Linked DNA regions of Homo sapiens: region 2 is linked to region 1. The links are chromatin loops, found by intact Hi-C in ENCODE. Cell type or tissue: CD14-positive monocyte. All regions are shown on one strand. Links, peaks and the distances in the headings refer to the core of each region. The heading gives the core; the rest is flanking DNA. Region 1 has its middle 32 kb from the start of OLIG1. Region 2 has its middle 10 kb from the start of OLIG2.

Region 1 (9,599 bases), core at 2,458-7,457:
CAGAGAGTGATCACAGTCTTTAGGCCAGAGCCACTTGAGATCAATAGACCCAATAAAGAACAACCTAGCACAGAATTGGACTATTACCATTATTTGGAAAAAGTAGACCAATATTTCTTTACTATGTGTAATGCATGAGACACAAAATTAGAAGTGTAAATTTTATTTTATTATCCCATTTAGAATTAAGCCAACATATACATTATTCTGTATCTATCTATAATCAGGCCTGATCATATCTTTTTCTTGCTCTTCTCTCTGGTGACACCTTTTCAGATAGATTTTTTTAAAAACCTATGACAATAACGCCAACATTTTCAGATCTATTTAAATCACAATTTTGAAATTGTATTCTTCCTTAGGAATTCAATTTCATGTATCTCTTTGTCATTTTCTCACCCCCCAAAACTCCTTTTTAAAATTTTGTAACCATTATGTGGTTTTATTTACAGCGGTTGTAAGTCAGTTGGTTATACCGTGAAAGGATGGCAGGCATTCTGAGTCTGACAGTGATTTAAGGGTTTTCCATGAATTATCTTTTCTTGTGAAATCAAGATCCAAGAAATATCATAAATCCTGGAGTTTCCAGCCACCAGGTAAATCAAGATAGATCGTTGGATAATGGCCCTAAAAGAATCCTAATCACAGAAATGGGAAACATTTTATTAAAAATTCAGACTCCATTCTCTACTGGATTTCTTAAGCCTCAAGATACCCATAGCATCATTTCTACTCTTCAAAACAAAGAAAAACAGAATGAGGCTTTCCTGCAATGGCAACATCATTTTGAATCTGATCCAATGGGAGTGAGAGGGAGATTGTGGCGATGACTTTCCTGGCTGGCTAGATGGGTGGTAGTTTGGTCCACAGAAACAGGGGAAGATGGAAAGGGCCCAGGTTTGTGGGATAAATGATCTTGAACTTTGTTTTGGATATTTTGAGTATAAGCTGCCTTTAAAACATCCAGCAGGTGTGGGCTAGGTTGTTGAATACCTGATCTCTGAAGGTGGAGATTAGCATTTGCAAGTGGTGGTCACATACACTGCAGTTTGAGCCCCAGCAGGGAGACTGCCCAGAAAGAACTAGAGTGAAAAAGGAGGGATCCTGAGCTCTAATATTTACATGCCCTGTGGAGAATCAACTTATGAACAAAAGCCTGAGAAGATGTAGCCAAAGAAGTAGGAAGAAAACCAGGAGAACGTGGAGTCACAGAATTCAAGACCATACAATATTACAGTTAGGCAGGGCGGGTTATTAATGGCCAGTTCTGCTGGGGAAGATGAAGGCTGGAAAGACCCTTGGATTTTGCGGCTTGGAAGCACGTGGGCCACTTAGGTGGAGGGGACTGTGTGGACAGGGAGGAAATGGAGGCAGGAAGTGCAGATAATACAAGGAGAAGCTCGCCTGGGAAGGATGGAAGCTGCTTGCTGGAAGTGGAAGTGAGGTGAAGGGAGAGCATTTGCTTTTTTATTTTTTTATTTTTTTTTCCGATTTTAAGGTGGAAGAAAATGCCTGTGTTTCAATGATGGGGGAGGGTTCCACAAAAGCAGGAGATGTTGAAGCCAGAGAAGACAGCTAGGATGATTTGCAGGTGACTCAGGAAATGGGAGGGCTGAGGACTCAACCAGGTGGCATCATTTGACCTGGGCTGGAGGAGAAAATTCCATTCTTATGGAAATGGAGGGACCCAGGAGAGGCTAGGGCAGAGGCAGGAAAGTACTGGGGGCTGGGGATGGGAAAATGAGGCCGTTGAGGCTGTTTTTCTCTGAAGCCTTCTATTTTCTCTACTAAGCAGCAGAAAGGTCATTTGCTGAGAGTGACAGGGAGGTAAGGGGCAGTGGTTTACAGAGAGCAGAGAAGGTCATGAAAGGTACCGCACAGAGTGAGAGTGCTCGCTAAGCAGTGAACCATTTTAGGGTTGCTGGCAGAGTTGAGGGGTGGGCAGATAATTGTAAATCAGAATCCCGATCAGATTCATGCTCAGCAGAGTGTACCTTCTTGGGAATAAACCCAGACAACTTGGTGCCTGGTTTTCGAACACTCCTTGTCCCCAGGCTATAATGGGTGAAATGGTGGCTTCCAGAAAGACATGTCCCTGTCTCAACCTCTGGAACCTGTGAATGCGCCCTCATTTGGAAAAAATAATGCAGAGATAAGCAAGTTAAACATCTCAAGATGAGATCCTCCCGGATCATCCAGTTGGGCTCTAAGTCCAGTGATAATTGTCTTCATAAGATATACACAGAAGAGAGACACAGGGAGAAGAGAAGAAAGCCCTGTGAAGGTGGAGGCAGAGATTGGAGTGATGTGGCCACAAGCCAAGGAATGCCAGGATCCACTTCCAGAAGCTGGAAGAGAAAAGGAAGCATCCTCCCCTAGAGCCTTCGGAGGGAAAGAGGCCCTGCCTTCTGCAATTTGCGCTTCTAGAACTGTGAGAGAATACATTTGTGTTGTGTAAGCTACCAAATTTATGGTACTTTGTTATGGCAGTCAAAGGAAACGGATACACAGCCCTTTCCATGGCACCCTCTCCTATAGCTTGTGGGGCAGCACCCTTCCTGCTCCCCACTTCCCTGCTTTTGGGGTGGTTCTTCAACCCTAAGCCATGCTTCCTTTGAGAGAGGCTGTGGCCTGTGGCCTGAAGTCCCTGCTGTCTCCTGGCTCCCGGTTTCCTAGCTATGTGACCTTGGGCAAATTCAGTTGCAACTGGAACAAAATAGCTACTGCCCGCTCCTGGAGATTTCCTGGAGGGATCAGTCAAAACTGCTCCCACATTGCTTCTCTGTAAAATTTGTTTGCGATTTCTGCTCTAAATTCCCAAGCTGCTCCTACCTCTTCATTGCCATTCTCCTTCATGGGGCGTCATTCATTTCAGAGGTGCTGAAAAGGCATTTCTTTGGACCACCCGGCTCTGGGTGCTCAGTGCAGCTTCCCGGGGACTCCATTATGTGTGCCTTTGGTGACAGCGTCCTTTTAGAAACCACAACACAGAGAATAGTACATTGCCAGGGTTTCCAAGGATGTTGCTTTGTCTTAAGAGCAAGGTTGATCTTCTATAGAAAGGACCAGGAATAGACTTGACTTCATTTCCTTTTTCTTTCCAACTCCAGTTCTCTCTCTCTCTCTCTCTTTTTTTTTTTTTTTTGAGAAGGGGATCTTGCTCTGTCTCCCAAACTGGTGTGCAGTGGCACAATCACAGCTCACTGCAGCCTCAACCTCCTGGGCTCAAGAGATCTTCCCACCTCAGCCTCCCAAGTACCTGGGACTAGAGGTGCACACCATCATGCCCTCCTAATTTTGATGTTTTTTTTTGTATAGAGAAGGTCTCATCATCTTGTCCAGGCTGGTCTCAAACTCCTGACCTCAAGTGATCCTCCTGCCTCAGCCTTCCAAAGTGTTGGTATTATAGGTGTGAGCCACCAGGCTGGCCTCCAACTCCAGTCCTCTTAAAACTCGTCCCTAGAGCACTGAGAGTGCTTCCTGCCTAGCTTTGTGGGTATGGTTTAAATCTTGGGCCGAAAAGCAAAAATTTTAGAGCTCCAGCTGGTGTGTCCCGGAGGGGTCACAGGTGTGCCTGAAAACCTGCTCCCTCAACTCCAGTGATCGACTTGCACTCAAAGTCCCACATCCAAGCCAACTGGGACAGTCAGTCACCCCGTCCTCAGCCTGAAGCCAGGTCTGTATGCTCTGCAAAAGTCATGTTTCTCTGTGTGCTAAGATGGGGGGAGAAAAAACCCCAACCTTCACCTCCACCTTTTTCTAGTTACAAAGAAGGCGAATTTCGGTTGGAGAGTGGCCCTTCCCTTTTGTGACTTCATCTCTCTGCTCTCTCTTCCCCCCGGGGTTGTGGAAGGCAGCATCAGGGCTGTTTTCTTTCTCTAAAAAAGTTCCATCTTTTCTCATTGTAATAATAATACATGATCATTGTAGATGCTTTAGGCAATAAAAAATGTAAAGAACTAAATTAAATTCACCAATAATTTCACCAGCCAGGGTGATGATAATGAGGATGAAGATGATGAAAATGATGATAATTAGCACTTATTGACTGTTTTATGTGGTGCTGTTCTAAGTTTTTATGGGTAGTAAAACACTTAATCTTCAAAAGAACCCCCTGCTTTTTTTTTTCTTTTTTCTTTTCTTTTCTTTTCTTTTTTTTTTTTTTGAGGTGGAGTCTCACTCTGTCGCCCAGGCTAGAGTGCAGTGGCATGATCTCGGCTCACTGCAACCTCCGCCTCCCGGGTTCCAGCATTCTCCTGCCTCAGCCTCCTGAGTAGCTGGGACTACAGGTGCATGTCACCACACCCAGCTAATTTTTCATATTTTTAGTAGAGACGGGACTTCACCGTGTTAGCCAGGATGGTCTTGATCTCCTGACCTCGTGATCTGCCCGCCTCGGCCTCCCAAAGTGCTGGGATTACAGGCTTGAGCTACCATGCCCAGCCAAGAACCCTTTTTTTACTGGTGGGAAACCAAGGCACTGAGAGTTTAAATAAATTGCCCAAGACCTCAAGATCGCTATTTGATTTTCAGACCCATATTTGAAACTGCACAGCATGCCTCAAGATAGCAGAGAACTGCGCTGGGGCTCTGTCTTCCGCAGTTCCTAAATTATGTCCTGCCAGAGCCCTGGCGTCCTTTGGGCCACACTCAAGTGTCCTAATGAAAAATGGATGGCTGTGGTCTTTGCCCCCAGCTCACTGAGACTGTTGAGGGCAAGGAAACAGCCCCCACCCCCCTGGCTTTTTTCTTGCTCAGTTTTACTTCCAAGCTCTGTTTTCTTAAATCTTTGTAGTCGTGGCCACATTTATAAACTCAAATGTGACATTAAACGGCATCTAATTTGACACTAAATAGTATGCTTAGTAGTTTTTGCTATCATTAAACTGTGTTTCTTGGGGTTCCACAAACAGCCTGCTGACCTCCCATCCCCCTAGCAGGAGGCTGGAGGATGGGGCCTCCCCGCAGAGCCTGGAGCGTCCCAGGGGCTTCTTCTGGGACCTGTCCTCCTGCTTCCCCGCTCCTTTCAGGCCGCCCTGCCACCTGCCCGGCCTGGGGGATGAATGGGAGCTGTCAGCCTCTGGGCAGAGTTATGGAGGCCCACGGGCCACTGGTTGCCTAAGGAACCGGCCCAGGCGCCTCTCATCCCTCCGGCGTCCTCGCTCCCAAGTCCCTTCAGCTCCCACTTGAGTCTTTGTCTCTCTCTCTGGACACCCCAGGCCACAGGCCGAGGTGAAGATCCTGCCCCTGGTTCTGTTGTTCTCAGTGGGCGCCGCCTTCTCGGCCCCCTCCCTGGCCCAGATGACAGCACTTAGTGACCTTTCACACGAGCACTTCAGGCCTTTGTGTGGGGCAATTGGGCTTCCTGCTCTTTCTGTGAGCGGACACGGATGACAGCATTACAACTGTCAGCCCGCCGGGGCGCAGCGGGAGCCATGGGCCGGCAGGGCAGCCCGGGTCCACGCGGCGGCAGTCACAGCCGCAGCAGGGGCGGATAGAGGAAGCTGGGACCATGGTTGGCCCCCTCACGCCCAGCTCGGGGTGACTCAGGCCTCAGGGGAGCGTGTGCATGGAGGCTCTGGAGAGCAGCACCCCCACCTCCAAGGAGGAGCTGTGCATATTCAGTGCCACCTGCCTGTTGCAGAGGAAGGCCACATGTCCCAAGGTGACTCCTGCCCACCTCTGTGGACACAGACTCGGGGCTGCTCCTGGTTATGACTTAGGTGTGCGACTCCACAAGGAAGTCATCTCATCTCTTTATGTATTTATTTTTCTCTCTATATATATTTTTGAGACAGTGTCTTGCTCTTTTGCCCAGACTGGAGTGCAGTGGCTGCGATCAGGGCCACTGCAGCCTCAACCTCTTGGGCTCAAGCGATCCTCCCACCTCAGCCTCCCAAGTAGCTGGGATTACTGGTGTGTGCCACTATGCCAGGCTAATTTTTGTTGTTGTTGTTATAGAGACAGGGTTTCACCATGTTGCCCAGGCTGGTCTCAAACTCCTAGGCTCAAGCAATCCTCCCTCCTTAGCCTCCTAGAGTGCTGGGATTATAGGCGTCAGCCACTGTGTCAGGCCCATCTCATCTCTTTTGACAGTTAGTCGCATAGTTTTCCTTGTTCCAGGTCTATTAGGAAGGAAATATAAAATACCTTCAGCTCCCTGGAGAAAAGCCCTATGTGGAATCCAGACTACAATAAATACAAACTAGAGTGCTACTACTGACTGCATTACTCCTACTATGATTATTACTATTCTCAGAATTCCTCAGAGCCTTGCATTTCCTGATGCTCTGATGGAATATTAAAACTAAGGGAAAGGAAATGGAATAATACAGCCCATATAATTCCAGCTACGTGAAAAATCGAGTTGTGTGTTCGATTATATATGTGTAGAATAAACAACGGGAAGGAAGCACTACTCACTGTTCACAGTCATTATCCCTGGGAGGTGGGTTATACATGACATAGAGTTTCTTTTTCTATTTCAGTATGTATTTGAATTTGATATGAACCTGCATGTCTTTTATAATCAGAAAGAAACAGTAAATGTTTTAAAAATATGCTCATTTGGGAGAGTAGGGAAGGGGGAATAGTTAATGGGTACAAATATTAGAATAAATAAGACCTAGTATTTGCTATCACATCAGGATGGCTACAGTAAAGAATAATTTAATTGTATGTTTTTAAATAAAAGAGTATAATTGGATTGTTTATAACACAAAGGATAAATGGATACCCTATTTACCCTGATGTAATTATTATGCATTGCAGGCCTGTATCAAAATATCTTATGTAATCCATATATACACCTATTATGTACCCACAAAAATTAGAAATAAAAGTTTTTAAAATGCTCATTTATATTTTGTGTGATTGTAAAAGACCCTAGGAATGTTCTGTATTTCTCTTCTGTTTGCTTGAAAATGAAGCAATTGCTGCCTTCCTAGAAGCCGAGGGTAGGTTGTTTAAGAGAGGAAGTCTGACCTGACGTACACATCCACCTTCAAGAAATAACTTCAAAAAGGGCTAAGAGGCTGGTGCGGTGGCTCACGCCTGTAATCCCAGCACGTTCAGAGGCCGAGGCGGGTGGATCACCTGAGGTCAGGAGTTCGACCAGCCTGGCCAACATGGTGAAACCCCGTCTCTACTAAAAATAGAAAAATTAGCTGGGCGTGGTGGCGAGCACCTGTAATCCCAGCTACTCAGGGAGGCTGAGAGGGGAAAAATCACTTGAACCTAGGAGGCGGAGGTTGCAGTGATCGGTGATCAGTGTGGGCAACAGAGCGAGACTCCGTCTAAAAAAAGGGCCAAGAAAGGAACTGGAGTTTGCTCTCCTCCTACCTAAGGTGATGAAAGGCAGACATGGCATATTTTCTGTGCCTTATCCTGCCTTGGAATAATCTAGCAAGTTGTTTTGCAGGGGGCAATCTTTTTCTTTCTAATTTGGTGCTAAGGGAATGGGCAGAATAAGTCCCCGTGTGAGTGCAGATGCCTCAACTTTGTGCAGTTGCCATTCGTGCCCCGAGAGTGTGGTCTCATTGCATCATCACCAGGAGGACCCCTCTGCCCAAGGGTGCCCCAAGAAGCACATACTGAAGGCACGTGTGGAACTCTGGTTAGCATCACTTCCATTTCTGGTAAATAAGAAACCTGGGCCCTTCTGCTGTTTCAGGCAACCCTTAGTGAACTCACGGGCATTTTTTCCTTTTTTTTTTGAGACAGAGTGTCACCCTGTCCCCCGGCTGGGGTACAGTGGCACGATCTCAGCTCATTGCAATCTCCACCTCCTGGGTTCAAGCGATTCTTGTGTCTCAGCCTCCCAAGTAGTTGGGATTACAGGCACATGCCACCATGCCTGGCTAATTTTTGTGTTTTTAGTAGAGACGGGTTTTCACCATGTTGGACATGCTGGTCTCGAACGCCTGATCTCAGGTGATCCGCCTGCCTCGGCCTCCCAAAGTGCTAGGATTACAGGCGTGAGCCACTGTGCCCGGCCAGAATTTTTTGCATTTTAGTAGAGATGGGGTTTCACCATGTTGTCCAGGCTGGTCTCGAATTCCTGAGGTCAGGCAATCCACACGCCTCGGCCTCCCAAACCGCTAGGATTACAGGAGTGAGCCATCGCACCCAGCTGCGTTTTTTAAATCTTCGTCTCATACATCCTCCTCAGTCTTCTAAGAACGTAGACGGGCAATTTGCAATCAACTGAAATCAAAAAGTCTCGTTTTAAGTGTCATAATGATACGGTGCAAACCTAGAAGGCTATCGTTGGGGAGTATTTTTCTTGGTCACACTGGATGTTGGGCAAGTTACCAAGGCCCCCAGACACTTCAGCTTGTCCGACCTTAGAGCCTGCATTTACATTGATTAGTGAATCGCTCAAAAGAAAGCCACAGGCCATTGCACATTAGCTTTGTCTGGTGACAGAGGAGTTGATCCATGCTCTACCTCTCCCTCACAAACTCACCTCTCCCAGCCTTTTTCCTCGATTGGATTGGTTTGACATCTGATTGCAACGTCTTTACAGATGATCAATCTATTCTTTTCAAGGGGCAAATCAAACTCAGAAAATCTCTGTCAACGCAAGAAGGCAATGACAAAAAAGGAAGAGAAATGCTTTAAACCCAAAAGTAGGACTTTGAGAAAAGGCAAGTTGCAGAAGCAAGTGGTCCCGGGACCCAGGCTCATCAGGACGGGGTGAGATGCCTGTCTTGCAGAGGCCCAAACACCAAAGATTTATGATACCTTTTCCTTCATTTTGGCCTCAGAAAAATCCCCTCTTCTCCCTTTAAAGTCATTTCCCAAATGCTCACCAAAGCCTCTCAAAAAATTTTTTTAAAAAAATAAAATAGAGATTTTATTGTAAAAGCAATTTGTGTTAATTGTAAAAAAAAAAAAAAAAAAAAAGTCAGTTAGTACCAAGGAAAAAATAAAAATCAACCAAGTCCCACCATTTGGAGAAAAATACTGTTAACATTTGGCTGACATTTTCTCAAACATTTCTCTTTTTACACATTGAATTCTACAAATTGCTATAGGCTTCTTTCTGTATCTGTCTCTCTAATCAACTAAAGCTCCAGATCATTATTTCAAATCATTTCAGATTATTTCAAATTCAGATCATTATAATGATTGCATAGTATTTCATTATAAGTTCATAGCAAAGTTTGTTAAGCTTATCCCATAAGGATAGTCATTTTAGCTAATTCCTATTTGGTTTTAACATTAAAAGAAACTGGCCAGGTACAGTGGCTGAAGCCTGTAATCCTAGCACTTTGGGAGGCCAAGGCAGGAGGATTGCTTGAGCCCAAGAGTTTGAGACCAGCCTGGGAAACAAAGCTAGACATTGTCTCTACAAAAATTTTTAAGAATTATCTGGGTGTGGCTGGGTGCGGTGGCTCATGCCTGTAATCCCAGCACTTTGGGAGGCCGAGGCGAGCGGATCATGAGGTCAGGAGATCGAGACCATCCTGGCTAACACGGTGAAACCCTGTCTCAACTAAAAATACAAAAATCAGCTGGGCATGGTGGTGGGTGCCTGTAGTCCCAGCTACTCGGGAGGCTGAGGCAGGAGAATGGCGTGAACCCAGGAGGTGGAG
Region 2 (9,599 bases), core at 1,528-6,527, 65 kb after region 1:
GTCCATACTGCTCTGTGTGCCTGGGTGCTTCTCTGTCTCTGCATGTATCTGGGGTGACTCTGGGGTGATGTCTCTGAGGTGCCACTCTCATCTCAGGGGACCTGGCTCCGAGTGAGTGAGTTCCAGTGCCCAGCTCTGGGGTCATGAGCTGGAGAAGCAGGCAGGGCTGCTTGGACAGGTTGGCCTGGCTCTGTAGGTAGAGTCCACAACTAAAGAGAGCCAGTGACCCCCACATTCCCTCCCAGGACATTGGGCCTTGAGCTGCTGGACCAGCCACACCTGCCTGAGCCTTTGCTTCAGGGTGGGATGGGAAGAGCAAACGTGATGGCTAATGTTGGTTTTCTTCTCATTTGTAGGGATACAGGGACAAACATCCCTTTGCAAACATGTTTCCAAAGGAATTTCTCTGTAGCTTCACTTTGTAGTTGTAAGAAAGCCTGGCGGATTTTTTGTTTGTTTTGGTTTGGTTTTGGTGTGGGGGGACAGGAGGGGTTGTTTTGCTTTCTCACTGATTCACTGGGATGCAGGGAAAGATTGAAGAGAAACTTGTCAGAGGGAAGGAAAGAAAAATTAGAACTATACTCAAAACACCACATCCTGGTCATAGGAGAAGACTAAATCTCCCTACCATAAAGACACATGTGTGCATATGTTCATTGCGGCACTATTCACAGTAGCGAAGACATGGAATCAACCTAAATGCCCATCAACAATGGACTGGATAGAGAAAATGTGGTACATATTCACGATGGAATATTATGCAGCCATAAAAAAGAATGAGATCATATCTTTTGCAGGAATATGGATGGAGCTGGAGGTCATTATCCTAAGCAAACTAACACAGGAACAGAAAGCCAAATACCACATGTTCTCACTTATAAGTGGGAGCTAAAAATTGAGTAAATATGAACACAAAGAAGGGAAAAACAGATACCAGGACCTACTTGAGGGTGGAGGGTGGGAGGAAAGAGAGGATAAAAAAAACTACCTATCCGGTACTATGCTTATTATCAGGGTGACAAAATAATCTGTACCTCAAACCCCCATGACATGCAATTTACCCATATGACAAACCTGCACCTGTATCCGAGTCTAAAATAAAAGTTAAAAAAATAAAAACATGAGGTGTGGCTTCTTTCTCTTAACAAAAAAAGATTAAATGTATGAATGAGGCCTGTGAGCTAACATGATAGAACAATATAGCAAGTGTCTCCCATTTTCTGACTTTCAATTGTATGAAAATACTTTTCAATTCTGTAACATGGCTCAAATAAACCCCTGATCATTATTCCCTTGCACCTTTGCCCTTGAATTGGGTAGAACAGACATGGCTGGCCTCCCCCAGGCCAGCCATCGCCTCTCCCTAGAGAAGCAGTGTTTTCATAGCGGGACAGCACTGGAAACAGGCGTTGGGCTCTGCATCCTGACCCAGGCGGGGCAGGCCGGGTGTTCTCACAGCCATCTGTTGCGGCCTGTAATGCATGAGCACATTAGCACATGGCCCGCCAGCAGCCTCAACATTGTTCTCCAGGCTGAGTTAGTTCAGCCAATCTCAACAAAGGGGACAGTTTTGCATTCAGGATAAATACAACCACTGAGGGTTTTTTTTTTTTTTTTAAGGATACTTAATGTTAAGGTTTTCACTGGCTGTCTGAATTGCAAGTTGCAACCACCTCCCACTCCCTCCAATATCATTCCCATTCTGTTAATGACATTGACATGGATGCTTTGTAGGAACTACTAAAGGAGATATTTATATGCTCCTCATTGGAAAGATTCATCCGATAGCATGTTTTAAAAATCCAAGGAGTTTGCTTCACAAAGGATTAGAACAAAGTGTCCAACCATGAATTCATTTAATGTTAAGGTCAGTCTTATGCCTCAAGCTCTGGATTTTTAGTGTGCGCAAAGACTACCCAAGGGACTTTGGGAGGCAGCTTTTGTTCACAGTGGCGAATGTTATATGTCAAGCTTTAGCAAATTTGTTGATAGTAACTGATAAATTATTTCAGAAAATCCCTTGTTTGCCCCACACCCCAGAACCAATAAAAGGCCAGCCTCCAAGATTTGGCAGGTTTTTAAAAAGCATTTTCTGGAAGGAAAATGAAGTTTGATGCTACACTTTTCACAGGATCAGATTTTTGCTTGTATTTTCTCATGTGAGAATCCTAATGAAGCTTTATGTCACTTGCATTCTAGTTACAAAACAGTTCAGTGGCAAAAATCACCTGCATGCATTCATTTCATTAGTTTAACAGATATTTATGGAGCACTTATTATGGGCTGGATACCATTGTACATCAGTGATCAATATAGACAAATATTTCTGCCCAGTGGAGCTTATATTCTAGTGTGGAAGACAGACAATAAACAACAAAATTAATCAGTAATAAATAGCATACGGGGAAAGGGAAATTGAGCAGGGCAAGGGAATTGAAAATGCCAGAGGAAAGTTGGAGTCTTAAAAGGGAAGGAGGGGCTGGGCGTGATGGCTCCCAGCACTTTGGGAGGCCGAGGCGGGTGGATCACCTCAAGTCAGGAGTTCAAGACCAGCCTGGCCAACATGGTGAAACTCCATCTCTACTAAAAATACAAAAATTAGCCAGGTGTGGTGGTGCACGCCTGTAATCCCAGCTACTTGGGAGGCTGAGGTAGGAGAATCACTTGAACCTGGGAGGCAGAGGTTGCAGTGAGCTGAGATTGTGTCATTGCACTCCAGCCTGGGTGACAAGAGCGAAACTGTCTCAAAAAAAAAAAAAAAGGAGGTGAAATTATGATCTCAGTTTACAGAGCCTCCATATTCCAAAATTCTTTTTGGAATAAAAGTTAAAAAAAAAAAACATGAGGTATGACTTCTTTCTCTTAACAAAAAAAGATTAAATATATGAGTGAGGCCCACGAGCTAACACGTTAGAACAATATAGCAAGTGCCTCCCATTTTCTGACTTTCAATTGTATGAAAATACTTTTCAATTCTGTAACATGGTTCAGACAAACCCCTCAAATTCTTTTTGGACTATGGAAGCTCGGTAAATTGTGAGCTTGGTACCTTCCCTACATAAAGTTTTTTCCCCTTTAAGTTCAAGTTCAAATGGAAAAGACAACTTGATCACCCCACTCCAATCAGGGTCCATTTCAAAGCTCTTAAATGTTGAGGACAAGCATGTTTTTAAAGCAGTTTCTCTGTATGTTTCTAACCTGCCTAAAGCAGGGGATGGGGTAATGTGGTGGCCATCAAGTTCAGATGTACCTGATGCAGCTGCTGTCACTGAGTGTTCTCCACATCCACCTGGCACATTAAACGTGTACTGGATAAAAGGCTGAGAAGATGAACTACAGGAGTAAGGATAGCAGTTTTTCCACTACACCTAGCCCCAGATTTATGTGGGATCTTCACTATGTAGTTTAGTGCCCACTTCTTAAAATGCGTCTCTTAACTATATCATAATGAGGATCTGAACAAGTTACAAGTTAGTTGGTCATTTCCTTTCCAAGTCACAACTGATGAAAGTCTGGCTGGATATTGAATAAGGGAATCACTCACAATACACTACCTACTTCAGCCAGGCATCTCGCAGAGATTCTGGCTCCCTAAGACCCAAAGGCAGAGATTTGTTCAGGCATCCTGATCTGCTGGGGGCACTGTGCAAGTTCTGGGACATTTGTTATGGGGTTCTTGACACACACCTGTGGCAGGGAGGACATGAAATACATTCTACAAGTGGCAGGGTGGACTTCAGGGTTGTAAAAAGTCACAGAGAATCGTAACTTGAAATGTCCTTTGCCAAGCTTTTCACTTTGTAGATGAGTAGATAGAGGCCCAGAAAGGTCAAGCAACTCGCTGGAGGATGCTCAACCTGGTCAGAGACGTAGATTTTTAAACTCCTGGAACAGGCCTCTTTTCACTGTGGCAGGTTGTATACCAGGACCTGAGGAGTTACTTAGAAGTGAACGAAATCACCAACAGATGAATGGATAAACCAAATGTGGCAGACACCCACAACAGAATATGATTCCACTGGAAGAAGGAATGAAGTAAGGATACATGCAACAACGTGGCTGAACCTCAAAAACATTATGCTAAGTGAAAGAAGCCAGTCACAAAAGGCCACATATTTTATGACTCCGTTTATATGAAGTATCTAGAATCAGTGAATCCATAGACACAGAAAGTAGATTGGTAGGGGTAGGGATGGGGGAGTGAGGAGGAACTGCTCAGTGGGTCCAGGTTTTACTTTGCAGCGATGAAAATGTTTTGGAATGAGACAGAGGTGGTGGCTGCACGACATTGTCAATGCCCCTGAAACTGTTCACCTTAAAATGGTTAACTTTGTGTGACATGCATTCGACCTTAATTAAAACAAACAAAAAAAAATAGTGAATGAGGTAGGAAGAGCTGACGGGTTAAACACAAAAAGGTGGGTGATGACAAGCAAATTGGCTGTGGAGGGTGGTGAAGGGAGAGGGGCAAAGAAGGCAAGCCCAGGGTGGGGCGGGGGAGTGTGGCCTCCTGGCTGTGCTGGTCTTATGGGCTGCCTGCCCCTGCTGTGGTCGCCTGCCAGCACCCGGCTGCACTAAGTCATTTCCTTCCTGTGCTGACTAAGCCACGCTGTCCTCCAGTGTCTTCATTAGCAACTGCTGCCTTTGCCTGAACAGCCCAGAGAGGTCAGAGCTGGAACTGATGGGGAGCCCCATGCCCAGCTCCCAGGAGGCCCCACCACTCTTCTTCCCGAGGCTCCCAGCTGCAATTCCAGAACAAGCAGATCCTTAGCTCTCCAGCTCACCCCTTACACTGGGCATCTGAGGGGCACAGATGGAGGGAACAGCAGGCCTGGCCCTGAGAGGGGGGACTCTCCTCAATGGGGGGATGGGGGGATGGGACCGTGAGGCTGGGGCTTGGGCTTCACAGGCAACTTTTCCTTCAATCAGTTCCTTTCTGATCCTGGCTCCCTCCTTTAAAAGGATTCAGGTCTGGGCCAGGCGCGGTGCCTCACGCCCGTAATCCCAGCACTTTGGGAGGCCAAGGTGAATGGGTCACCTGAGGTCAGGAGTTCAAAACCAACCCGGCCAACATGGTGAAACCCTGTCTCTACTAAAACTACAAAAATTAGCTGGGCGTGGTGGCGTGCACCTGTAATCCCAGTTACTTGGGAAGCTGAGGCATGAAGATGGCTTGAACCCAGGGCAGGGTTGCAGTGAACTGAGATCGTGCCACTGCACACTCCAGCCTGGGTGACAGAGTGAGACTCCATCTAAAAAAAAAAAAAAAAAAAAAAAAAAAAGACCCAGGTCTGTTTTCCATGTAGAGCATGGGCCCTCCTCGTCCACAATGCAATGCAAAGGATATTCCCAGAGAACTAACCGTGCATCATGCTCAGTACCAGGCACCCCAGGGCATGCAAAGGTGAGAACAGAGGCCTTGCCTTGCGTTGGGGGGGTTTGGGAAGTGGAACCTGTACAGAGCTCAGGGACAGTGCTGAGTTGTTCCTTGGCGCCCCGAGGCATACAGACCCCTTGTGATGCTGCAGGACAGATCATGTCACCCAGAGTAACAGAGACCATACCTTGTAGGACCTCCCAGAAGATTCAATGGGATGACACTCATGCAGTCAGGCACCTTCTTCTGCTTAATTGGATATGCGTGGTGTGCCAGGTTCTCCCTCTCAGGCCAGATGGCCTGTGAAGATGGTACTAGCATCACCCCTACTTTACAGATAAGGAAGCCAAGGCTAAGAAAGCTCATGTCTCTTGTCCAAGGTCACTCAGCTGGCAGAGCTTGGCCAAGGCAGCATACCACCCCACACCCAACTGCCTCTTCATGGTCTCCATGGTGACTGCCCCACTATGACCTACAGATTCCTGGCTGCTTGGGTTGGGGGAGCCTCAGCTGTGGGAGTCCACACCCAGCAGCAGCTGCACTCTGGGCAGGTCCTTGGGCCCAGGGCATCCATTCACTGCTGGCACCATGCAGAGGGCGACTCCTGGGATGTTTCATTTAATCCTCACAGCAGCACAGTTGTCAGGTGCTACTATTAATTACTCTATTTACATAAGAAGAGAGGATCAGGAAGGTCTCGTAACCTGGATCACTGTAGTATAGGGCTTTGGTCTGAATCCAGCTGCCTTGGATAGAATCAAAGTGCTCACCATCCTTTAGGCCTCAGTATCCCCCATCAATGAAGGATTCAGGACTTTTACACTTCCACCTTGTTCCCCACACTCTCCAAACCTCCTGACTTGCACTGTGCCACTCGTTCATTCGTTCATTCATTTTTTTGTGAGTCCTTATATCTAGCAGGTACCCTGAAGGTACAAGGATGTCCAAACCACAGTTTCCACCCTAGGGAAGCCCCACAACCAAGGACAACTCCTTTCTAGAACTGTCTAAACTCCGCTTCAGCAGAGGCCAGTGAATTCTCTTAGTGCACGGAGGACACACGGAGGAGGGCTGTTCTCACCCATCACAGCCTCCCTGCCAGCAGGGGCTCCCAGGACCTCTGCTCTGAGGTGGACCAGGACACCCAGAGGGCTCGGGTATTGGGGCAGAGCCTGATTGGCCCACGGAGCTTCCAAGATCACCCATTATGGCTCTATTCTACAGTTGAAACATGTTCAGAGTTTCAAAGAGGCCACTCCAGCCCTGTTCTGAAAAACAAGCTTCTACTGCCAAATCTGAGGATGAAGGAGAGAGAATTGCTCGTGGTCCTGTTTGGACTGCACTGCACCTGTGGCCCTTGCTCTGGGCTCCAGAACTTTTGCCTAGAAAGCAGAGGTGTCTGAGAGCCGGGCTGGTCTGGGAGGGAGGCAGAGGAAAAGGTGAGGCCAGGCATACAAAGCTTAAAAGATCCCCAGCTCTCAGGTCAGCCAGGGTAGGGATGGTAAACCAGGATGCTTGCGGTCCAAGGACACCGGGTCACAGGGCCTCCAGGACTCAGCAGGGCTCAGTAGGGCTCAGGAGGGCCGGAGGGAGGCGGTCCAGAGAGGCCGCTGCTTTGCAGTTCTAGGCCCTTGCGTGTGCAAGCACCGGTGTGCGTGGATCTGTGAGCGCGAACTCAGGTGCGTGAGTCCCCTGTGCGAGAGCCTGTGCACGTGGACTCAGGTGTTTGGAGCTGATGTGCAAAAGCCCGTAGCGGGTCTGTGATTTTGGGCTCGGGTGCATGGACCTGGGTGCTCCTTGGGAGGCTGTTTGGGCCCCATGCGCATGTAGGCGGTTCTGGAGAGCTCTGCGTGTCTCCTTCTTGGGGGACCTCCAACCGTTCCCACAACCAGTGGACGGATTGTGGCCGCACCGACGCTGCAATGTCGCCAAAGGAAAACTGCGCGCGTCCAAGCCAGCTGCTTCAATCCTGGCGGATGCGGGCCGTGCCGGGGTCTCCAGCCGGTGGGGTGGGCCTGCGCGTCTCCCGTTAGCCTGTGCGGGGTCGGGGAAGCGAGGGCCGGAGAGGACACCAGCGCGCAGTTCAGAGCGGGTTCCTTAAGCAGTCTTCCCCCAGAGCTGCAACGTGGCTGCCCGAGGACCCCAAATAAAGACGCGGCCTCCTCACCCAGAGCCCTGCCAGATCGTCCTGGTGGACCGCGCCCGCTTTCAGGGTTTGCAAACTGAAGGCCCGCTCGCGTGTCTGCAGGGCCCTCGGTGTGCTGTAAAGGAGGGTCTGAGGTCCCCCTGGCAGGAGAGCGCGCACTCGCAGCAGCCGCGGGACTGGCGCAGGTATCATCCTGGTTCCTGCAGGCCTTTCAGTTGGCGACCCTTTTCCTAGTGACTGCCCGAGGTGTGGAAGGCACAACGGGGCAGGGGATGTGGCCCGGGATTCCGGCTGCGGCCCTAGGCCGGCAGGAGCGGCAGCTGTCTTGGCACTAACGACGGTCCCTCGCGGGGCGTGCGGGCCGCCCTAATGAGGCTCCGCCGCGGCTCACCTGCTCCGGCCCTTCCTCCGCCCGCGCCGCGCGCCCACCCGCGCCCGCTAATTGCTAAAGCCTGTGAGCCCCGCCCGCCGCCCAGATGGGGGAGTCGGGGACAGATGGGGTCCAGGCATGGGGGGAAGCACTAGGAGCGCCACCTAAGGGGGCCGGGGTGGGGGACAGGGGGTGGCAGCAGAGGATTCCCGGGGCGGCAGCTGAGCCAGAGTCTGGGGACTGCTGGAGTGCGGGCCAGGTGGCCTCTTGGGGTGGGCCCTGGATTACAACAACCTTGCCACCTTCATTTACTGGCTGTGTCCCCTGAGCAAGTCACTTAGCCTTTCTGTGACTCAGTTTCCTTACTTGTAAGACGGGACAATAATAGCACCCTCCTCAAATGGTTGTAGTGAGAATGGAATGAACTGAGGCTCTTAAAGCTCTCTGTGCCCCGCCTTACCCCGGCTAAACCTCAGTCAACGCTATCCGCCTCCTCTCCTAGCCTCCACCTATTAATATCCTGAGTTCCCTGGAGATTCAGCCCGGCCCTGACTCCCTCCTCCCAGCTTTGCCTCTTCAGTTCCTCGCTGCAGTCCTCCACCTCCAACCTCTTCCACAGACAAACAGCCAGTAGCAATCACTGGGGCCCTAGAGGAGAGATACGGAGTAAGGATGTAGCTGTGGGTGATCCCCATCTCTGCCCTGCCTAGAATGGCCTCCTCACTTACAGGGAGTTGGGGCTTAGCCCTGGGATATAGCCCATGAGCTGCTGGCTGCCTCCAAACCAGGGAGTGGCCATGCTCACCCATGCTGTCCCACGTCCCTCTCCCTAGTCAGGATGGGACTGAATACAGCAACCACTGCTGTGAATAACCTGGCTTTATCCTGGCTTCCCTTACAGTTTTGCGGAGACTAAATAAATGGTCACTCTTGGTGTGGGGCCCTTGTCAAAGACCCTATAACCCCTGCTGGTACTATGGGGGCACTTGTGTGGGGAAGGGGGATACTAGGCACAAAATCTGTAATGCAAGAGTGACTTAAAATGACATGGCAGGTGAAGGGGGACTCCTTTGCCACCTCCTGATGAACTTTTAGGAAGCATCAAGGTGAATACTCAATAGAAGTCCAGACAGATTGCTAGGTAGATTCGGCCCCAATAGGAGACAGACATTTTCCACCACTGGGGTAGTTTTATCCATAAGAGCATCTAGGGGGCTTTAAAATTCAATGCCCTGGCCCAGGGGCTCCTCACTGATCCCAGTCTGGGAATGAGAAGGGCAGGTCCCTGGTGGATGGCTGTCAGAACCCCAAATCACCACGGGTGTCTTTAGTACCCATGTCTTCCTGCGGTCACATTAAAACTCCTGGCCTCACTGGGAGTGTGACACCTCTGTGGGTTCACTTCACTCGTCTGCTCACTGCCTGTCCCCAAGGTGCAGAATTCCAACTCCATGGGCATTAGGGGTTAGTCCTTCAACACTGAGTCCAGGGGAGTGTCATTTCTCTGTGGCTCCTGCCCATATGAGAGAGTGAGGAGCCCAGGGACAATGCCCTGGGGTGCTGAGGCCAGAGGAGGAGGCTCGGGTTCTGCCCACTGGCCCCTCAACCTCTGGTCAGCTGAGCTCCCAAGTTCTTTTTTTATTTTTTCTCTTTTTTTTTAGTCAGAGTCTCACTCTTGTTGCTCAGGCTGGAGTGCAAAGTACAAT

Evidence for each region. Hi-C counts contacts between places; a loop is a spot of excess contacts. Peaks named below come from ENCODE experiments on the same cell type or tissue, not always from the same donor. Only the 100,000 strongest peaks of a DNase experiment are listed, where the experiment ranks them.
Region 2: it touches region 1 in a loop (3-fold over the local background); 3 of 110 quality-filtered maps call a loop at or near these places.

The regions. Positions count from the first base shown.
Region 1 is chr21:33,097,319-33,106,917 of GRCh38, reverse strand. No RefSeq gene overlaps it. Among named protein-coding and RNA genes, the nearest start is that of OLIG1, 32 kb to the right of the region's middle. RefSeq lists an enhancer at 1,447-1,973. In CD14-positive monocyte, for the core only: CTCF peaks have their summits at 5,246 and 5,449; a DNase peak (open chromatin) is centred at 5,487.
Region 2 is chr21:33,031,593-33,041,191 of GRCh38, reverse strand. No RefSeq gene overlaps it. Among named protein-coding and RNA genes, the nearest start is that of OLIG2, 10 kb to the right of the region's middle. RefSeq lists enhancers at 4,121-4,673, 4,674-5,227, 6,826-7,493, 7,494-8,162. In CD14-positive monocyte, for the core only: no CTCF peak of the experiment used is centred there; a DNase peak (open chromatin) is centred at 4,581; H3K4me3 peaks cover 1,378 bases; H3K27ac peaks cover 2,702 bases.